Regions from separate parts of the Homo sapiens genome. Here region 2 is linked to region 1. A link is an interaction called in ENCODE POLR2A ChIA-PET data of the cell type or tissue named here. Cell type or tissue: Panc1. All regions are shown on one strand. Each heading gives the region's core, and the rest is flanking DNA. Links, peaks and the distances in the headings are about the cores only.

Region 1 (4,688 bases), core at 2,085-4,584:
GCTGGAGAAAAGATACTTATGTTTTGCTCATCTAACTTCATTGTACCCAGCGTCATTTTGACATGTCATTTCCTATCTCCCATTTGCCTTCGGTCCTCAATGCATGTCTTTGAGTGACTTCTTATCTGAAATTTTGCTACTGGTATCCTAGGAAAGCTTTTGTTGGATACTCTCATTTTAAACTTCTCCTCTCCCCAGATACCTCCTATATTTCCATATTGTGTGCAAAGGATGGGCAGAAAAGAAAGTGCTTGAAAGATTTCAAATTTTCAGAAAGGGAACAACGAAGGCCCTCTCTTCCTCTCATACCACGTTTTGCTCAAGAAGCTGGGCTGTAACAATTCAGGGTTTTCCCTTGTTTTCCTCTCATTGCATGTTTCCCTCCAATATTGGTTCATTGTCATCAATCATGGTTTTTGAAGATAGCTAGTTTTATCCATCTCCAGCAAAGAATCATCAATAGTTTATATTGCTTTACCTGTGCTGGCTTCCAGAGATGGAAACAAACCCAGGTGTCTCTCAACAAGCTACTTTTTTACTGGGGTGGGGGAATCTATGCAAGGAGTAAAGTAAAACCATCCAGAATCAAAGCAGCAACCACATAGTTCAAATCAAAGATCAAGGTGAATTTTTTGTATCACTGCCTGTGGAAATCTATCCTCATCAGTCATTGCATTTTTCCCTGCCTATACCTGTGCTCCTTTTTCTTACTGTGTTTTCAGTCACTTCCTTTCTGTGAAAGGTTGCTTAGCTTTTTTTTTGACATTTGTTGTTCTTTATAAAAATAACAGATTGGATAGATGTGTACATTTGGTGTTTGAAATTCTCTGAAAATCCCATTAGGAAACCAGGTGTGAAAAGGGCTCAGTAGCTTCTCTGAGTGGCGTTTTTAGCTGACTGGAAGTGCTTAATCTGGATCGTCTTTTTTTTTTTTTTTTTTTTTTCAATATTTTAAAAGGAGAATTTAAATACTGTGCTTACTGTGAAATATATCAGTTGGTGAGCCGGGCGTGGTGGGTCACGCCTGTAATCCCAGCACTTTGGGAGGCCAAGGCGGGTTGATCACCCGAGGTCAGGAGTTCAAGACCAGCCTGGCCAACGTGGTGAAAGCCTGTATCTATTAAAAGACAAAAATTAGCTGGGCGTGGTAGTACATGCCTGTAATCCCAGCTACACTGGAGGCTGAGTCAGGAGAATCACTTGAACGTGGGAGGCAGAGGTTGCAGTGAGTGGAGATCGCACCACTGCCCTCCAGCCTAGGTGACAGAATGAGACTCTATCTCAAAAAAAAAAAAAAAATGATATCAGTTGGTGGATGCTCCTATAGGTAGCCAAACACATTGATTACCTGTTAGATTTTAGGATAGAAATCAAAGTAGAGCACGTCAGCAAGAGCCTCTTTGTCTCACTCCATCATTTAAAACCAGTATATTCAGTAGTTGAAGAAAGAGCTCTCCCTGAGTCAGTTGCAAAACGTCTATATTTTTAGATGCCACTACTTTTTTCTTAAATATTCATTTTGAGACTGTCATGAGTTAGACCAGTGGTTGAGATTAGTAGATGGCTCACTAGACATGTTTTTGTTTTGCAGACATTATATCCATTCCAGTCCTCTGCACTGTACACTGCAGCAGTGTGCAAACTATGGGACTTAGAGGGTTTCTGCCATCTTTCCACGTGTGAAGTAGCTTGGTTTCCTCTGCCTGTGCATTTGGATGTTTGTGCTATGTCCACCTCCTAAACTGGCTACTGAGAAAATCATCTTCAGCCCTGTCAGATTGTCTCTGGCAGTAGCTCCTAATAATTATTTATGTTTTTGGAATTTTTTTTTCAACTTTTAAAAAACCTTCTATCCATTTCAATTTGAATTATTTGATTTGTACAATATATGTATATTCTCTTCTTCCTTTTTGTCATCCCTGCCCTGCCACCCCCAAAATTTTGTTTTTAAAAATATTCTGGGCTGGGCATGGTGGCTCACACCTGTAATCCCAGCACTTGGGGAGGCCGAGGCTGGTGGATCATCTGAGGTCAGGTGTTTGAGACCAGCCTGGTCAACATGGTGAAACCCCGTCTCTACTAAAAATACAAAAATTAGCTGGGCGTGGTGGCGGGCACCTGTAATCCTAGCTACTCGGGAGGCTGAGGCAGGAGAATTGCTTGAATCCAGGAGGCAGAGGTTGCAGTGAGCTGAGATTGCGCCACTGCACTCCAGCCTGGGTGACAGAGCAAGACTCCATCTCAAAAAAAAAAAAAAAAAAAAATCTGTAGTTTTGTACAAGATGAGACTTAGCCTTGGGTACTTCTTGCTGAAGCTTTAATGCTTTGTAAATAAAATCGGATGTTTATTAAAGAACAGGTGTAGATGTTTATTTGTAAACACTGCTCACTTCTGGAACTCTCTGGCCACTTTGCTTTAGTACAAAGGAAAGTGTGATTTCCTGTGTTGATACTAGATCTTTCAGTGTGGAAAGATAGATCTGGAAGGGGTAGGGAGTGGACAGGTAGTCTAGATTTCTGCCTCTAGATGAGATTGTAAATAAATGATGCAAGTGGAAAAGTTGTTGATCAAAAAGATCATCTAGGAATGATCTGTCTTCCAATTATTTAACTCAATATAGTTTTGCAATTACTCTGAAGAGGCCGTAGGGCTAGGCATTCTGGAGGTTACAAAAATGCATGCTAGGAAGTTCCTGTCTTCCAAGGACCTTTCTTCAAGTCTAAGTAAGTACGGTTGAATTCTTATTAGCCTTTTTTTTTTTTTGAATGAAGCAGCTTTAAAATTTATTAAATGCTCGTTGTCTCCTAAAGATAAGATGTTTCACAAAGTCTATGTAAGTCTTTGATTTTAATGTCAAATTTGAGGGTCTACTTATTAATCTTATGTGATTGAGAACTCCATCTTTGACATCATAGCTGTTTCATAGCAACCTTGACCTACGTGAATAATGAGCTCTATTCTGTAGGATAAAGGGAGTAGGCCAAGAGTCAGGGAGCATCATGCATCCTCTCACTCAAAATATATCTTCAGTATCCTTGGGAAGGAAGAGTGCCTAAAAGGGGGAGAGGAGCTGCCTTTAACACAACCTTAAACATTCTGATTTGAAAAGGTCATCTTGGCCCTTGTCTTTATGAATTTCCATTTCTATTTAAAATTCCTTACACATTGAACAGTGTTTCACACTTTACAAAGTGTTCTCACATACAGTATATCATTCAGTGCTCTAAGTGACCTTCCTCAGATAGGCAAGGAGGTCTTAAGTTACAAAGGAGGAAACAGAAATTCAGGAAGGGTAAGTTACTTGCCTCCTAGTCCAGAGTTCTTAATCCTTTTTATAGGAAGTTTAGGAACATTAAAATAATTCAAGTTAATCTTCCTTTTTTTAGACTTTAGTATTTGTTTTATTTGGTGACATTTAACTGGGGCTTTTGAAACCCTTAATTTAGATCCTAGTTTATAGAGGGGAAGGGGAAGGGTGAGGAAGAGTGTAACTTCACTATGCATTTGAGGTAATCTGGAAATTTACTTCAGTTTCTGAAGTCTTTTCTTCTTTGTCTTCCCAAGAGGTGGATTTAAAGTCATTAAGAGAACACGAAAACGGCCAGCGCGGTGGCTCATGCCTGTAATCCCAGCACTTTGGGGGGCTGAGGTGGGTGAATTGCTTGAACCCAGGAGTTGGAGACAAGCCTCGACAACATGGTGAAACCCCGTATCTACAAAAAATAGAAAAATTAGCCAGGTGTGATAGCCTGCACCTGTAGTCCCAGCTACCTAGGAGGCTGAGGTGGCAGGATCACTTGAGCCTAGGAGGTTGAGGCTGCAGTGAGCTGTGATCATGTTACTGCACTCCAGCCTGGGTTGACAGTGAGGCCCTGCCTCAAAAAAAAAAAAAAAAAAAAAAAGCGTGAAGACTAGTAGGTAAGGTGGTTATTTTATTAACAACGATAGTTAGTAAAGCAACACCATTGTGATTTTTTTCCTGCCTTGTGGCCTCACCTGTTTATAAGGACTGGACTTTTATTTATTAAGTTGTGTTGTTTTATTGACAATACATGCATCATATCTTTTGACTTTGAAGGATATCTCATGTCAAAGGAATCAAGTTATGATTTATAGAGGATTCAGCTGGAATACCTTGTGGGTGCTGGCTGAGGGTGGCAAAACGCCTACCGAGACATGAAGGTTTTAGCCACTAGTTTTGTCCTTGGGAGCCTGGGGTTGGCCTTCTACCTGCCTTTGGTGGTGACTACACCTAAAACACTGGCCATCCCTGAGAAGCTGCAAGAAGCTGTGGGGAAAGTTATCATCAATGCCACAACCTGTACTGTCACCTGTGGCCTTGGCTATAAGGAGGAGACCGTCTGTGAGGTGGGCCCTGATGGAGTGAGAAGGAAATGTCAGACTCGGCGCTTAGAATGTCTGACCAACTGGATCTGTGGGATGCTCCATTTCACCATTCTCATTGGCAAGGAATTTGAGCTTAGCTGTCTGAGTTCAGACATCTTGGAGTTTGGACAGGAAGCTTTCCGGTTCACCTGGAGACTTGCTCGAGGTGTCATCTCCACTGACGATGAGGTCTTCAAACCCTTTCAAGCCAACTCCCACTTTGTGAAGTTTAAATATGCTCAGGAGTATGACTCTGGGACATATCGCTGTGATGTGCAGCTGGTAAAAAACTTGAGACTCG
Region 2 (16,860 bases), core at 6,814-9,313, 74 kb after region 1:
TTCTCCCCAAGACCCTTACGAGAGAAGCAGCCCTTCCCAGTCACCAGGTGGTGTGGCAGACTTGCTCATCGTCCCTTCCTGCCCTAAGGGCCTGCTTTCGGTGCAATGGGTACGCTGGCATGTACGGTGCAGTATGGAATGAGTGTCTGAGAAACTGACTACTCTGCTCAGATCCAAAGCGTTTTCTGGAAAGGCCAGTCCTTTAATTCAGCTCACAGGCACACTTCCCTGACATTCCCTTCAGGGACAGTGGGCCTAGTATCCAAGCAGGTGTTGGAGGAAATCCAGGGGAGGGGCCCTCCAAGCTCACACCCCACCCCCTGCTGTTTACCCTGTCCCCTTGCACTGTGATAAGCTGCCCCTCAGGCGTCCAGGCAGCAGCCCTAGCTGAGGCTTGGCCCAAATGACCATTACACACTCTCAGGTTCAAACAACCTTATTGGCTCAGTTCTGGGCTATGGTTTCTTACCAGCAGAGAGTGTGTGTCTATGGGCTTGACCTTCAACTGAATGATTATTAATGATGCAAGCATTGCTAATACCTTTGCGGCTTAAACATGTGGCAAATGTTGCTTTAATAAAGTCACGGAAGGACAGAGCCCTGGTCTGGCCCAGGCCCCCTGGCTGGCAGCCGGAGAGGCTCAAATCGGAGGCTGTGCCCATGGCAGCTGATCCATTCCTGGGGATCAGCTTCACCCTCCTGAAACTGACCTCAGCTGCAGAAACAGCTAAAGGGTTCCTCTTAGACTCAAGATCTCCCCCTCTCCTTCTCTGTCTCTGAGGCTAGGTACCTTTGGTTTCAAAAATGCATTAGGTGGGGAGGATGAAGGCAGCACCTTCGGTCTGAGAACTGCAGGTCTGCGAGTGTCTCCATTTGGGGTGACTGGTGAGGACGTGTGTTGAGTGGCCACTTCTGGTCCTGCCGGAACACTTGCATAGGCTGCCCTGCTCTCCTGGAGATAGACGTTGCTGGAGGCTTCAAGGCTTGCAGGGGGGGAGCTGGGAACCTGGGAACTCCAGGGACAGATCAGCGCTGCATAAGGCATACAAAGAGCATTGAGTCCTCCCTAGGTGGGGGCATCACAACACTGAGTACGGTGCCACCTCAGGGTCCCCTGATATGTATACACCCCAATGAAAGGGCAGACCTGCTCAGTCTTGGGGCAAGTCCCCATCCACACACCATGTCAAACAAGAGCCTCAGTGTCCTACAGAATTGGCTGAGAAGATGATATCTGCTAGAGATGGAAGGGGAGCAGTGCCTTATGCCCCAAACACACCAGCAAAGCTTTTGCATCACAGGGTTCCATCTCCTCGAGGGTGGCAGCATGGGCCCTGGCCACGTGGACAGGTGCCCTCTACTCTGGACAGGGTGGGTGTGGCCCTCTATCTACATCCTGGGTTTCACCAGTGAGGAGGCATGAAGTCCAAACCCAGCCTTTTTCTTCTCTCTAGAAGTGAGCACAGTGCCCCCAAGACCAGACACCTGATTTTCTTCTGCTGGAGGTACACAGTCACTGGCGTTGAAGTCCTTTCTATCAGTGCCCACTCCTGTTCCTCAAACGTCTTCAGAGTCAATGCAGCTCACATCTTAGATATTCCAGAGAAAAGGGCAGGGGAGGAATGAGGAGCAAGAGGTAAACACACCTCCCAACCAAACCAGAGAGCAGCAAGGAGGCCTGCGCACCTTCTCCCTGCCAAAAATACTGTCATTTTCCAGAAAGGAGCCAAGCCCAGCTCAGCAACTGACAAGGCCGAGGCAGAGGGGCTGGGGGCCAGGGGAGGCATATGGCGAGAAAGGCATCCTTTGGAAATGCATTGGCCCAGAGGTGGTTTGAATATTACAGCCTGTCTACGTGTTCTGGTATGGATTCAATCCTTTTTGCCTATCTTTGCAAAAAGGATTCTCCTGGGGGAGAATCCACTTATTCTTTCTTTTCCAGGGACTCTTTTTCAAAAGGAAAAGAAAACAGAGACATTGGGTCTGGAGGGGAAGATGCACAAAGCGAAATTAAGACAATGAGAAGTCCCGTAACCAACAGAAAAGGTGAGCGTGTGCCGAGGCCAAGGGCGGACAGTGTGGTGGAACGCTCGGGGTGGCTGCGAGACCGGGCAAGGGGCCAGGCTCCCTCCAGCTGAGCTCAGCCACGGCTCCAGCTCTCCCACACTGGTGGCACCCGGGGCTGAAGGGGGGTCATTGGGAGGGGGCTTGTGGGTGGCTTGGTGGCTACTGGTCCTCACAGCTTGGCAGACCCCCATATCGTACCCTTGTTACTGAAGGTGGTGGTGGCTTCGTGGTAGGTCTGCAGTGGTTTTGTCTCCCCTTCTCCCCTCCTCCCACTTGCAAAGTGGTGGCTGTGCCTGGGTGGGCTCCGTTAGGCCAGAGAGTAGATAGCATTGACAGGTGACGTGGCCTCTGAGCTTTCGTTGCCCTCTGTTTCCTCCTTGTCCTTTTTGACCGTGTACTGGCCGATGAAGGAGCCGTCTTCATTGAACTGACCCTCGCCACCCTCGCCATAGTCCACCAGGCTGTCGTCACTCTCCTGCTGCTTGATGGTGCCGTCCAGAGATGTCTGACTGCCCTGCAGGGGCTTGTTGTCCTCATCACTGGCCAAAGAGAGACAGAGAATCTCAGGTGGGGTGAGATGGGGCAGCTGGCCTCCTGCCAGCACATGCCCTACACAGCTCAGAGAGGATGGGATCCAGGAGACCGCCCAGTCCAGCCCCCGCTTCACCCTCCCCTGTCCAGCCTGCTTTGCAGAAGGGAAATGGAGGCCTAGAGAGGACAAGCACCTTCTCTAAGGTGAGGTTGCAGGTCAGGGCAGGGCAGGGAGTGGAGCCCATGCTTTTGGGCTCCTGTTCTGGGTCTTTTCCATGAGATTGGGTCCCTGTGTGTGGTGGAAGTGGACAGAGGATGGCCACCCCATGGTGAGGCAGAGCCACTGCTTGTGAGACCACATGGAATGGTTCTAGTCCCGAGTGTGTCACTGTGTGGTTTTGTGACCTGGGCCTCAGTCTGTCCATCAAGAGGGGCTGGCCCAGCTTTGATCTCCCAAGACCTGTGACTCTGTAGGGAAACACTCTCGCCTTGACAACAAGCAAGGCTTTTAAAGGAACAAACCTCTCCCTCACCTCTCTGCTTGTCTGTCTTGGTGTCTTTCGCTGAGCTATCTGGTTGATCTATAAAAAGATGTTATTGCTTTGGGCCTAGCAAGCACAGGTGCGCAAGAGTGGTGGTGGTGGGGGGGCACACAGGTAAGCAGGTGATGCCAGCAAACGTGAGAAGACAGCAAGGCTCAGAGGATCATGCCCAGCCCCTTCTGAGGCCCATAGGCCCTGACCCTAAGCTCCCCTTGTGCAGGGAGAGCTGGGAGGCTGCCGAGTAAAGCTGCACGGGCCGCTGGGAACAGCCACCCAGTTGGGATGTCTGCTGTGCTCCTGAGGAGGCGCGGGGCTGCTCTCTGAGCCAGCGTCTGTTCAGGCACCATGTCCCTTCCCTTGGCTGGAAAGGCTCAGAGTGGGGACCAGGTGGTGCTGGCTGCACTTCAGAGGTTAGCCCAGTTCCTGGGCAGGAGGCAGCTCAGGATGAGCAGTGGGAGTCTGGGTCTGAGCAGTGGGAGTCTGGGTCTCAGTGGTGGGACCATAGCGGTGCCAGGCGGTCTGAGCAGACACACACCACACACTGCCTTGCCCCCAGCTCCCCACCCACCCCCAGTCCTTCCTGGACGTGGGGAAGACAACCAGCTGAGTTGCCATTATAGTGGGCAGTGCGTTCTCACTTCTAATAGCAGTGTCGGGCAAAGACAGCTGTCAGGTGAGGGCAGCGAGCCAGAGCCGGGGCTGTGTTAGAAGATTGAAAGCTATTAGCCCACTCCCCACAGTGCTGCCCCACGAATACAGCCTAACTGTATTCGTGGGACAGCCGTGGGTTGGGAGATGGTGTGAGGGAGGCAGCTCTCTGGGGCTGTGCTGAGTTTGTGCAGGAAGCGGAAGTCACTGTTTGCCAACTGGAGGAGGGAAATCGCCAGGCTCCTCACCCCACTTGCAGGTCTTATTCGCATGCACTCCTTTCCAGGGCCCTCTATCCCATGTGCAGGGGCATGAGGACTGTGCTATGGGATTTGTGGGAATTCCTCCTCTGTTTCCAGGCAGCTAAGCTAAGTGCAGCCACTGGGCAGCAACAGCCCAGCCAGTGGAAGGGGCGGGGGAAGAGATCTGTAGCATGCCAGGCTGTTGAGGGGACGGGGGATCTAGGTCTGAAAAGAACAGACCGAACAGACCTCTCCTAAGGGAAGCTTGAAAGAAACTAGAATGACTAGGGGTGGCCCTGGTCTGGCCACCTGTCAGCCTCACTTCTGAGACATCTTCAAGGTCTAGGTGGATGGATATAGGGGAGAAAAACAGAGGGTGCCCCATGGGAAAGGTGGTCGGCCACTTAGCCACAGACTGGAGTGAGAGAACAGCACTCCTCGCCCCTAGGCCTATCCTCTCTAGAAACTTAGTTCTTTCTCTGATGTATTAATTTCAGCCTTTTCCCAGGTTAGGGCTCTTAGACTCATCCAAGGGAGGGCTCTAGGATGGATGCTGCGGACCTTCCAGAGCCAAAGCAGAGGGGTGTGTGCGTGTAGGGGTGCAGGCCCAGGCATGCTCCTGTGCGTGTAGACCCAGGGTCAGTGTCTGCGGGGAGGAGGCAGGGGTTTTTGCCTGACAGCTTTGGTGTCTGGGGCAGGAGAGGTGCATAAGGAAGCAACTCCTCGCAGTACAGGCTGCCCAGCCTTGTATTGGAGGAGGTCCAAGCTCCTCCTCTCTGGCTGCACCAAGAGTCTGGGGGAGGAGAAGCCCTGTGGCTTTTGGAACAAAAAGCCAGGGAAGTCTCAGCCCACAGGGAAGCTGTGTCAGGGAAGCCCTGCCAGGGAAGATGGGAAGGGGGCTCTTGTGCCTGCCCTTTCAGGATGCTTCTGGGAATGTCGGGACTAGGTGGACAGTCATGGCCCATAAGCCTGCAGACAGGCTCCTGTGTGGGCAGTGGCTCCACCACACATTGATCTGATTGTGCTTGCCAGGCTGATGGGCAGAGTGGCAGAGGCCCAGGACAGGAAAAGGAGACTGTAGCAGAGGACAAGGGGACCTGGGCCCAGGCAGTAACTGGGTGGCATGAGGAGGGAGGGCTCTGATCAGACATTCCCTCCCATAGCACTTGGTCTGGGAATGACACTCCACAGCCCACTCTGCATCATCCTTCAGCTCAGAACATACTCGCCATCTCCATGGACCCACAACAATGTTGTTAAGCCCACATACAAAGATGCATCCAGGTAGGACAGGAGCATGGGTATAGAAGTATAGAATAGCAGCACCAGCTGGAAATGCGGGACCTGGCCTTTCCAGCTTTGCCACTAACTCACTGGGTGGGGACCTTGGAAGAGTCTTAGACAATTCGCTTCCTGGTCTGGGCCTCAGTCCTCTCATCTGGGGCATAGGGCACTGGACCAGAAGCCTTTCCAAGGCCCATTCCAGTCTAGAGCCCAAAGATATCGCCAAGTTCAAGGAGAAACGACCTGGAATCACCCCACCTTCATTCCTTGAGGCTTTAAGACATCACAGCCTCCCAGGGTCATTATCTTCAGGGTTAGGAATGGAGTGTGGGCAGAGAATCAGCATGAGAGCTGAGCTCATCTCACGGCAAGAGGGTCCTGGGGCTCATGTTCAGAGTGAAAAGGTGGAAAGACATACATAGCAAGCTTGATACATTTGAGTTGTGCAGTTGAATGAATGAAATGCTGTTCGTCAAACTAATGCACGCATGTGTCGGGCAGTGACTCCTGGGGGAGCAGCCTCGTCTGGCACTCTCAGGATGAGAAGCCTCTGAGTAAACTCAGCAGCATGCACTCTCCACCACAGCGCCACCAGAGAGGCAGAGTCACAGCCCAATGGGCAAGGACAGCTACTCATGGCCTCTCAGCCAAGCGGAGCTACTCTGAGGGGAGGGTGGTGCCTCAGGGACAGGGAGGACAGCCTGCCTGAGAGAGGAGGAGGGAGATCACGCACCTATAGTCAAATGAGCCATCCTCTTCCTTGGGGTCTTCAGGGCCAAGGGGAACATCCTTCTTTTCTCGTACTTGGTCAAAAGGAGAAGCAAAGACACAGACACGACGATTAAGTACATGCCCCTGCTCTCTAGGGCTCCACTGAATGCAGGGCCAGAAGGCACCGCCCTGGGCTCACTGACACTCTTTTTTAACAAGGCACCATCCACGCCTCCCTTGTTTTTGCTTCCTGTACTCAATCAGTTGCCAAGTTGACTCTGCCTCCTCCTTCTCAGCCCCAGGGGTCTCTTTACATCTCTACTGACAACTGAAATCTCCTCCTACCAAGCTCCCCCCACCACATCTCCATGAAGTCTCCCCAAAAGACCAAACAGATGTGATCATTTCCTTTGCCAAAGGCAAACACTCCACTGTTTGCACCTTTCTTACTCTGCTCTGTGGTGTAACTATTTGTGGACGTTTTTTCATGCCTATCACAGAAGGCTAGTTCTTTCCTCAAGGGTGGGGGTCTGTGTGCTTCTTCACAGTTCCTAGCAGAGTGCCCTGAGCAGAGAAGACACGCCGTACACACCTATGGGATGGAAAGTGTCTCTTCTCTGTGACCCCCTTGTTGGCGTGCCCCCTTTCCTCCACTTCCTCTGTGATGTGTGAGCATTCAGCCGAGGCTCTGCCTTGTTCTGTGCTCATTCTTTCGGTGTCAGCTACGGTGCCCTTGAGGAGAGATCATTTTTCCTCCAGTATCGCTAGTGCACAGCACAGAGGCGGATGCACAGCGGGCACTTACATGAAAACCTCTTTATGTATCTTTTTTTGTTTGTTTTTTTGCAGTGGTGCTATCTTGGCTCACTGCAACCTCTGCCTCCCGGGTTCAAGCGATTCTCATGCCCCAGCCTCCCAAATAGCTGGGATTATAGGCGCCTGCCACCGCGCCTGGCTCATTTTTGTATTTTTAGTAGAGACGAGGTTTTACCATGTTGGCCAGGCTGGTCTTGAACTCCCGACCTCAGGTGATCCACCCATTCAGCCTCCCAAAGTGCTGGGATTACAGGCGTGAGCCACCGCGCCCGGCCTATGTGTCCTTTTTGAGACACAAGGTAGATAATCATCCCCATTTTAGATGAGGGAAACCGAACCGTTGAGAGTTGAAGAGCATGTCACGTAACTAATTAGTGACTGAATGAAGACTGGAGGGAAGGCTAGCAACCAGGCCTTGTAGCTCCTGGTTCACTCATCTTTTTAAGGGACCAGGGGCTTACTCTGTAGCTGGAGGGCAAGAGGTTAGTTTCGAAGAACTGTTTGGAATGAGATACTTTCTGAAAGGGCAAAGGGCAGCTCAGAGTTGATCTGCTGGGTTCTTCCAGTATTCCACTTCCACCTGGAATGGGCGTGAACTCAGTCCACCCAAGTCTGACTGTCAGACGGAGGAGGCAGCCTTTTCCCTAACTCAGGCTTTCTCTGTTACAGAACCAGACAGGCCCAGCACAGCAGAACAGAGTGAAAGAAAACATCGCTCACCAGTAAGGGACAATCATTTCCTGCCCTCCCTCACTTAAGGCACAGCTCTTCAGAGTCCTAGTCTGTGGGTACTTGGGCATGGGGAATGAAAAAGAATCCAGTCTCCTCTCCCTTCTATTTCCTTTGTGTTGAGTTTTGGGGGGGGTCCTGGGGGAGGACCTGTTCTAAGAGATGGGGAGAAGGAAGCATTTGGGGAGCATGGGTTGTGTTTGGTGATGGGGCTTTCTGGAGCAGGGAGAAATTGCATTCTGTGGTCCAGCCAGATCTTTGCTTTCAGGGTCATCCATTATCCTGTCTCCTGTCCCTACCCACCCCATCACAGACAGATGGCTCTCTTGCTCCTGTGTAAAAAACAGTCAATATTTCCAGAAACAAGAATGCCAGAGGTCCTTATCCTTGACCTTGGTTATGTCTGGGCTGCAGGATCTTTTTTTTTTTTTTTCCTTTTTTGAGACGGAGTCTTGCTCTGCCGCCCAGGCTGGAGTGCAGTGGCACGATTTCGGCTCACTGCAACCTCTGCCTCCCAGGTTCAAGTGATTCTCCTGCCTCAGCCTCCTGAGTAGCTGGGATTATAGGCACGTGCCAAAACACCCAGCTAATTTTTTGTATTTTTGGTAGAGATTGGGTTTCACCATGTTGGCCAGGCTGGTCTCGAACTCCTGACCTCAAGTGATCTGCCTGCCTCAGCCTCGCAAAGTGCTGGGATTACAGGTGTGAGCCACTGCGCCCGGCCTGGAGGATCTTTTAAAAAATTTTATTTATTTGAGACAGGGTCTCTGTCACCCAGGCTGGAGTGCAGTGGCACAATCACGCCTCATGGCAGCCTTGACCTCTCCAGGCTCAGGTAATCCTCCCACCTCAGCCTGTTGAATAGCTGGGACCTCCGACACCTGCCACCACACCCAGCTAATTTTTGTATATTTAGTAGAGACGGAGTTTCGTCATGTTGGTTGGGCTGGCCTCAAACTCCTGACCTTAAGTGACCTGCTCACCTTGGCCTCCCGAAGTGCTGGGATTACAGGTGTGAGTCATTGTGCCTGGCTAGGGGCTGAAGGATCTTGAGGTATCCTTGGGATTTTAGGGAAGCCCAAAGTGCTTTAGGGCCATGGGGGTCCCTACCAGTGCCACCCATCTTCAGCCTCTCCCTGCTCCTCGCTTCTGACCCTTGCTAGTGGTATTGGCAGTTACACTGTTGTCCTGCTGAGCGCCCACCTCTGGAACTCTCTCATGTGGGTGCTGCTTCTGCCCAGGCCCCTCCTCTCCCCATTCTCTGGGACACGGTTAGGGAAAATGCCTCTCTTCCTTTCTCCTTCCCTGGGACACAGGATCCTAATGAGATTCAGGCTGAAAAAAAGCCAATTTATAGAACAGATGGGTGGTGAGTCAAGGGGAGGAAAGGTCATTCTTAATAGGAGCCAGGGTTCCTTCCATCCCCTCTCTGAGGCCGCCTGGACTGTGCCATCCGCCCAACTCAGGCGAACTTAATTAACTCAAGTGCTCGCTGGCAGTCTGAAGATGCACAGGCAAGAGGATTGTATTTCCAATCCGGGCAAGGGCTGGCTTCACTGAGAGAACACATTCCCCGGATCTGGCTGGAGACCTGGAGACTCACGGGAAAGTGGACGTGCCCCACCCTGCAAGCCCACGCCTCTTGCACATCTCACCTGGGTACTTGCCGCCGCGACTCCTCTTGATGAAACAGACGATGAGCAGGATCAGCACCAGGAGGGCGATGGCGCACATAAGCCCAATGAACCAGCCCTGGGTGGCGATGTCCGCTTGGTTGTTGGTGTAAGCTGGCGGGGAGGGCCGGAAGCAAACCCGTGAATGATTTCATGGGGGAGATGGTGAGGAGGGAGATGGAGGGAAGAACTTCAGCTATCTCATGTGGATGTTTCTCCTGGAGCCTAACACTACCACCTAGCAGCCCCCTGGCCCAAACTACCCTGCTAAAGGACAAAAAGAAAATAATTAAAGAGCCAAGGTCAAAAGATCAGAAAAGAGGCAAAGGAAAGGGGTACAAGGAGCAAATAAGCAGAAGGTTGAACAGGTCCTTTAGGAAGGGGAAAGTGTCATAGGGATGAAGCACGGCATTCTTGGAAACCAGAGGGCTGGTCACAGCCTAATGGGGACTGAGGGATGGCCACGGATTGGCCATGGAAGTATGATTCCCCATGGATGAGTCCAGGGTGGAGAAATGGGAGCCGGCAAGCTACCCATCAGGGAGTGCAGGCCGTGGCCACGTTGCAAAAACCTGCTATGAGAACACCTTCGCAGGCCTGCACAGGCACACGGCAGCATCCCTGCCCACCAGCATGGCTCTGAAGCCATCCAGGCTTCCTGAGGGTGGGGACTGGACCAAGTGGAGGCCCAGGATGCCCTGTCATCTTTTCACATCTCTCTAGTGGATCCTGCGCTTCCTGACAGCAAAGGCAATCCTGGTGTGGGTACCCCTAGCCAGGCCAGCAGCGATGTGGGGCTGGGGCTGTGCCTTCTGCTCACTCCATGCCACTTCCAGGCTACTCCACACAGGGTGACCCCCCCGGTGGTCTGTGACAAGCCGATGTTCCCCCTCCAACCCCTGTGACAGTGAGTCCCTCTCTGTCCATGCCCAGCGTATGTGCAGACCTGTTTCAAAGTGGGCAGATCCCTTTGTGATTTAAAAGGCCTGCAGGACGGCCTGAAGTACAGGTGCTAAGGAGTCACCTGAGGGTGTCCTTGATGACCCAATGGCTGGGTTTGGGTTTGGGAGGGGGGGTGTGGTCAGTACCAACTCACCCTTCTCCTTTCTACCGGCTGGAGAACAAAAGCGACCCCTCCTGAAATGCAGCCTGTCACAGAACGTGAGACTGTGACAGAAGGGAAGGATCAAAGGAACTGAATACACCCAGAGTAACCCTGGAACCAGCCAGCCCAGAGACACCTGGGGAGAGGCACACAACAGCAGGAGCCCCAAGAACCATGGAGCTGGCGCCAAGGCACTGAGCCTCCTTCCAGGAGCACGGGGAAAAGCATGAGGGCCACAGCACCTGCGCCCCCAGGTCTTCAGCACATGCCATTTGTGGGGCAGTTATCTGGGTGCAAGCCCACCCTTTGCTCCTCTTGGGGGCAGAAACTGTTTTTACAGCCTTCCCAGTGCCCAGTCAAGGGCATTGCACCAAGAAAGTTCCCAGTACGGGGTGAAGACTGATTTTACAGCCTTCCCAGTGCCCAGTCAAGGGCATTGCACCAAGAAAGTTGCCAGTACGGGGTGAAGACTGATGAACACGTGTCCTCTGCACTCTGGTTGCCCAGGGCGCCCCGGGCTGAAAAGCAGGTGAGGCCTGCGAGAACAAGGCTTGTGAGTACCATGATCTAGGTAGGCTGCAGAGAAAAGTCCCATCCCTGCTTCCACTCCTGCTCCCAGCAGGCCCCCGCCACAGTGTCAGAGTGATCTTTCCAACCCCCCACGTAGGACTGAATCACTTCCTTGCTTTAACCCTCCAAAGCTTCTTATTGTTATTGAAGAAAACTCTCCATTCCTTATCCTGACCTGTCGGGCTCCATCAGAGCAGGCCCTGGCCATCTCTCTAGTCCTACCTCCCACCACCCTGTCCTCATGCTTTATGCTCCAGCCATGCTGGCCGCTCTCATTCCTACTGCAGGGCCTTTGCATCTGCTGCTTTTTCTTCTAATGGCTGCCTTGGCAACTGGCACCTCCTAGAGAGGTCTTCCTGAACCTTCCCAGCTTAAACAAAGCCCCTCTCCCCAACTCCCACCCAGCTGCTATCTCTTATTTCATAGCATTTATAACCATTTAATATATATAGATCTATCATTATCTATTTAATCCTTCCTTCCTTCCTTCCCTCCCTCCCTTTCTTTTTTCTCTTCCCCCCAATCCTCTCCCCTTCTCCTCCCATCCCACTCCCCTCCCCTACTCTCCCTTCCCCTTCCCTCCTCTTCTCTTCTCTTTCTGAGACAGAGTCTCTCTCTATTGCCCAGGTTGGAGTGCAGTGGTGTTATCATAGCTCACTGCAACCTCAATCTCCTGGGCTTAAGTGATCCTCCTATCTCAGCCTCTCAAGTAGCTGGGACTACGAGTGCATGTCACCATGCCTAGCTAATTGTTTTTTTAATTTTAGTAAAGACAGGGTCTTGCTATGTTGTGGAGGCTGGTCTCAAAGTCCTAAGTGTTCCTGTGTCTTAAAAAAAAAAACCCTTGAGGAACTTGCCACACTTTTCAGCTCCAGCTCACATGCTGCCCTCTTAATTGGTACGCTCTATGCTCTTCCACCCCCTCCAGCTCCCGACAACTCTTCTGTACCCCCAGCAAGCTGACTTCAAGCCCCTCTATTCTTAGCGCTTCAGCTGTTACCACTGAGTGGGCCTCTCCCAAGCTGACCTCCACCTCCTTAACTCTCATCAGCACCAGTGACCCTTTATTCATCCCCATCATCCCTCCAGCCACCTCCACAACCGTAAGCCCAGAGCCTCCTCCTACAGCTCTCCTTGGATGCATGCGCTTGAAATTCAACCTGCATCTTCCTGCCCCCTGCCTTGATTCTCCCAGCTCTCCTGCTGCTGCCACAGGCCACACCACTGTGCCCATCTCTAAGAGCTGCCACTTCTTCCAAAACACTTCCCATATTCCTCTCACTGTTCCATTCTATTCCAGGGGTCCCCTCACCTGTGCCTGCCTGCCACTTCCTGTGGATACAATGAGACATCCCGTTACCACCTTCCTAGGAGGCTTCCAATGGTGCCACCTTTCATTACTCTCCACTGTGTGGGCTCAGCTTCTGAGCCTGGCCTTCTGGGAGCTCCAGTCTCCTTTCCGTGCATCCTGCCCCTCCTGCCCAAGAAAGCCCAGGCTGTCGCCCTCCTAGCTCACTGCCACCTTTGCACACTCTACCCCTCCTCCCTGAATCTCCCCTTGCTCCAACTCACACCATCTCCAAACTCCGATTTCACCCCCAGCTGCGCCATGCAGTGGAACATTTAATTGTTCTATTTCCTGGGTCCTGGTTTCCAATTATACTATTAAAGTCTTGAGAACGGGGGATCTCTTTTAGCCTCGTAGTACTTGGCACAATGCTGGTCACATAACAAGTAGTCAGTGACTACTTATTGATTAATGGGTGAATTTAATCTTACTATAATACAGTTAACCTGGCATACTGATTTAGGTTTTTCCCCTGATATCAGCTAGGGGTCATATGGATACTGGCTTGCCCGTGTGCTAGAACTGGGCACTGGGATGAAGGAATTACTTCAACATGTGTTTGGATAGTTCTACCCACCTTTTGCAAGGAGGTTGGTTTGTGCGTCTGCAACGACCTAGTCAATGGCCTAGTTGCACCACCATCTTCCTGGTGCTTGTTCTGATGCACCCTGACAGCTGTCTCCACAAGACTTCCTTCCTCTTGGGAAAGAAAGTCATCATTCCAGGGGAAAGGGGCCACATGGGCAATTAGGAAGCAAATGTGGCTTTTCATTCCTGACGTACCAGGTGAAGTTCAAATGTTACCTTCCGTCCTTACCGAAAAGGTGAAAGAATTTCCTGTGAAGTTTGGACACAGAAGGCTGTTCAAAACCAAGTGGGATCTGGGGTAAGGTGGGCTCAACCACATCCCATCAAAGTGATTTAGTTTCTCAAGGACCAAAAGAAATTTAGGACATAATGATCACACTTATAATGGGACTCCATGACCTGGACTCTGAGAGGAAGGCATTTTAGCAAGGCCCCAGAGCAATTATATTTGACTGTCAACACCATACTCAATCGGTCTGTTAAACTTGTTTCAAGATTCCTAACGGATCCAGTAATATCTGTGTGCAAAGACCAGGGTGCGTTTACACTTGCCACTCTCAGCTGTAACTGACGGGAGCCAGAACAGCATCCTCTCGTCCGGCCCCCACGCCTCTTACACTGGACTAGAAGACGTGTTTTGTGTGCCTTCCACACCTCTCCCGGCAACACCCACTCAGAAGCGGGCAATACACCTGCAAAGCAGACAGCTCTCATGACTCCTAATTCTAACTGGGAGGAATTGGGTTTGGCCAGGGAAGAAAGGCCAGTCACTCAAAGTCTGCAGAAGAATTATGTTCTAGAAATAGGGATAGATTAACAAATATAACGGGGATGGATTTTCCCCAAATACAGTTTGGCTTGGCTGTTCTCACTTAAGCACCATTTGACACCTCTCCACCCCTTGCCCCATCCTGGCCCACCAAAGAGATGCTTCTCCCAAACACAGCAGAAGCTGACTGCATTCAGGGCCCCTGAGGCCCTGCTCCCTGCTCTCCTGAGGTCCGAGGCAGGCTGCTATCTGACTGCTGGCCCACTCTAAGCTTCCACCATCCTCCTGCCTTACCCCATCCCGCCCCCAGCACAGAAGGGCTGATGGGCCTCTTGGAGTCCAGGGTTATGTGTTTGTAGCCCCTCAGGTCTCTTTGGCTTCAGACACTTCAAGGAGGTGATTAACTTCCCATTGGGATTTTTCTGGTGAGGGTCAGAGAGGCTGTCAGCCTTCCCAGTGGTTTCCTTCAATTTCCTTCCTGAACTGCTATAGCGCACTCAAGTCTGCAGACTAAAGTGACTGCCTGTGGTTGTCTAAGTGACCAGTGGTCAGGGCCCAGAGATGCTCACGAGTTCTTGCTTTAATGAAACACAGAGATCTGTGGATTGCATGGACTTGGCTCTGGAGTCCATCCACAGGAAAGAGAATGTGTATTTTTGAAGGATATCGACACACACCCACAGACTTCAGAAAGTGAAAATACTTCCTTTCCCTATGTGGTTTGCAGACAGTAATTTCCAGCCAGCCTGTGAGAGAAGTGGACAATATGTACTCAGAGCTGGGCTCATCAACCTGCCCACTCCAGCTCTCGCTGGGAGGAGTCTGGGAAGACTTGCCAGGGCTGAGTGCTTCATCACTGGAAAGCAAGCTATCAAGATGAGCCTTTCCACCAAGTGCAAGAAAAGAGAAATGAGTATTTAGGTTCAGAAGCATACCCAGTATCAATCATTATTCTGTCGTGTGCTTAATATCCCAAATCAGATTAGGACATCCCTGAGGGCAGGGCCTGAACCCTCACCCACAGCCCTAGGGCTTAGCACCTGGAGAAGTCAAACTCTGAAAGCAGGCTGCCCTGGTTTTGGCAGTCTTCCCTAGGATGGAACTCTATTTTCAAATATCATCTTTGCTTTTTGCTGCTGTGCTGGACTCAAATATGTAATGAAGCAAAATCAAATGCACATACCAGTGAGCAACAGCTTGGGACCTCATCTGAGCTAGACAGAGTCCAGCCACTTGCTCTGCTCAGTCCACTGTCCAGTTGCCTGGCCTTGCTCCCCTTGTTACAGGACAGGCTGGCCACTCAGACATCCTGCCTGAGTCGGCCTGGCTAGCCTCAATCAGGGAGCCCGACTCTCAGACCCTCTGAGCCTTGATGGCATGCAAATGTGCAGGACAGGCGGAGACACGGAGGAAGACAGGATGCTGGACCAGGAAGGACTAGGATAGAAGGGGTGGGGTGAGACGTTTACACAGATGGGCAGGGACTCCCAAGATGCAAGCTACCAGGATCAGCCTCGCCAGGCCAGGTGCAGGAGGAGTAATGAATATTTAAGTCAACATTCAGAAGTTCATGTAAATCACTGTGTGTTTTTTCCCCTCCGCTATGCTGTGTATCTAATGACCTGCATCTGATTAGGATATCCCCTGGGGGCAAGGTACTGATCCTTTTCTCTCTTAATCTCTTTCCCCACCCTTACCCTTAGCCCCAGGGCTTAGCATACCGGCCACTTGGCAGCCTGCTCGGCTGAGTTTAAAGCTACACTCACTCAGACCAGGGAGTGCCCTGTAAGTATCCAGACTGCCAGCTACCCCTACTAGCACAGAGATTGCTGAACCTTGTACCCTTTGCTGAGCCCCAGTTGGCCTGTTCATTTGGCACAAGGAAGATGTTTCTTCATCCACAGCTAAAGCCGCTATAGAGCCAGAACCTTTCCGGTTCTGGAGAGCTTCTTCCCCTCTCCCTGCATGACAAAAAATCACCTACTTTTAGGCCAAGACAAATTTGGGACAAAAACAAAGCCCCAAACAAGTTGTGTCACTCACTTTGAAATTTTTAACAATAGATGATGGTGGCAAGGGAGTAACAAATGCACTGATCTCCTGGAGCGATTTCTAGATCAAGGCCCTGCGCTGGCCCTATCCCCTGATCCTGCATGAAGGGAGCCAGCCCCTGTGCGCACAGGCCAGGCTGCACTACTCTCCTGCAGCCCCCAGACCCACAGACAGTGACCAAATGTGCACACACACCAGGCAGAGCAGGGGGCTAAGTGTTCTCTGTTGTCATTAAACATCCTTTGTTTCCTTCTGACCCGCACGGGGCCACAATCACTGTTTCCTCTCCACTACGCATGCACACTGGGCTCCTCTAGGCTTCCTGGGAGCCTTCAGCTGATACATAATAAGAGCTGAGACACGCCATGCAAGGTGGGAAATGGGGTGGGGGATGAGTCTTCTTTCCGAGGAGAGAGGCAAGCAGGAAGCTGAGGATGAGAATGAAATGCCCCATGCTTGCAGGGGATGGCCAGGCCAGGTCCCCTCTCACCTGTACTGGTCATAAAGGTGATGACGGTACTGCTGATGCCCTCGTTGTCCCGGGAATAAACCCGCAACGTGTATGTCATCCCGGGATAGAGGTCTGTCAGCTGTATAGGCTGAGCCTGGGCCTTAACTGGGACAGTTTTTTTCGTATGGTTGCCTGGGGAACAGAAACCTCAATCAGCCTAGAGCCAGGCACCAGGAGCTGGAGAGCCAGTGCTTAGGTCCTGGTCACCTGTCAAAGGTAGAAAGTGTGGGGGAAGGGACCAGGGAACCGCGGGTCCAGTCCACCATACAGACCAGGAGGTTTCCAGGCAGCTTCCCTATGCCTGTCTGTGCAATACTAACGCTTTTAAACGACCCTTCAGCTGGGGACACCGTTCCCTCTCCTGAAGTTCGCTTTCCTCACCACAGTCTTCACACTAGACATATTATAACCTACTTCCTTAAACTCTCAGCTTGTCAGCAGATGCTCTGTTGCCCTGGAAGCGATTAACTTTTCACATGGATCTGGCTGGTGAGGGCCAAAAGCCAGTTAGCATCCCTCCTGAAAACCAGAGATGAGCTGGGACTCTGTCTCTTGGCTCTCATTCCTAGTTTCACCTCTCATTTCTCACCATGTGGTGAATTCCCACATCAGAAAAAGTGTGTGCCTGTGCATGTAGGCTGTAGGGTGAATAGGGGTAGTAGGAGCCTGAAAAA

Evidence for each region. ChIA-PET counts read pairs that join two places held together with the same protein. Peaks named below come from ENCODE experiments on the same cell type or tissue, not always from the same donor. Only the 100,000 strongest peaks of a DNase experiment are listed, where the experiment ranks them.
Region 2: POLR2A ChIA-PET joins it to region 1 with 10 read pairs; 4 of 35 experiments call an interaction of 5 or more read pairs at or near these places.

What each region holds. Positions count from the first base shown.
Region 1 is chr1:205,083,810-205,088,497 of GRCh38, reverse strand. It overlaps TMEM81 (transmembrane protein 81), which reads left to right and starts at 4,038. Exons shown (of 1, transcript NM_203376.2): 1 at 4,038-4,688. The coding sequence starts at 4,178. It overlaps RBBP5 (RB binding protein 5, histone lysine methyltransferase complex subunit), which reads left to right. Exons shown (of 14, transcript NM_005057.4): 14 at 1-2,356. In Panc1, for the core only: no CTCF peak of the experiment used is centred there; no DNase peak of the experiment used is centred there.
Region 2 is chr1:205,002,054-205,018,913 of GRCh38, reverse strand. It overlaps NFASC (neurofascin), which reads right to left. Exons shown (of 30, transcript NM_001005388.3): 27 at 16,166-16,318; 28 at 9,226-9,357; 29 at 6,048-6,117; 30 at 1-2,606. The coding sequence ends at 2,375. Among named protein-coding and RNA genes, the nearest start is that of CNTN2, 33 kb to the left of the region's middle. RefSeq lists enhancers at 1-131, 132-929, 4,300-4,851, 5,959-6,512. In Panc1, for the core only: no CTCF peak of the experiment used is centred there; no DNase peak of the experiment used is centred there.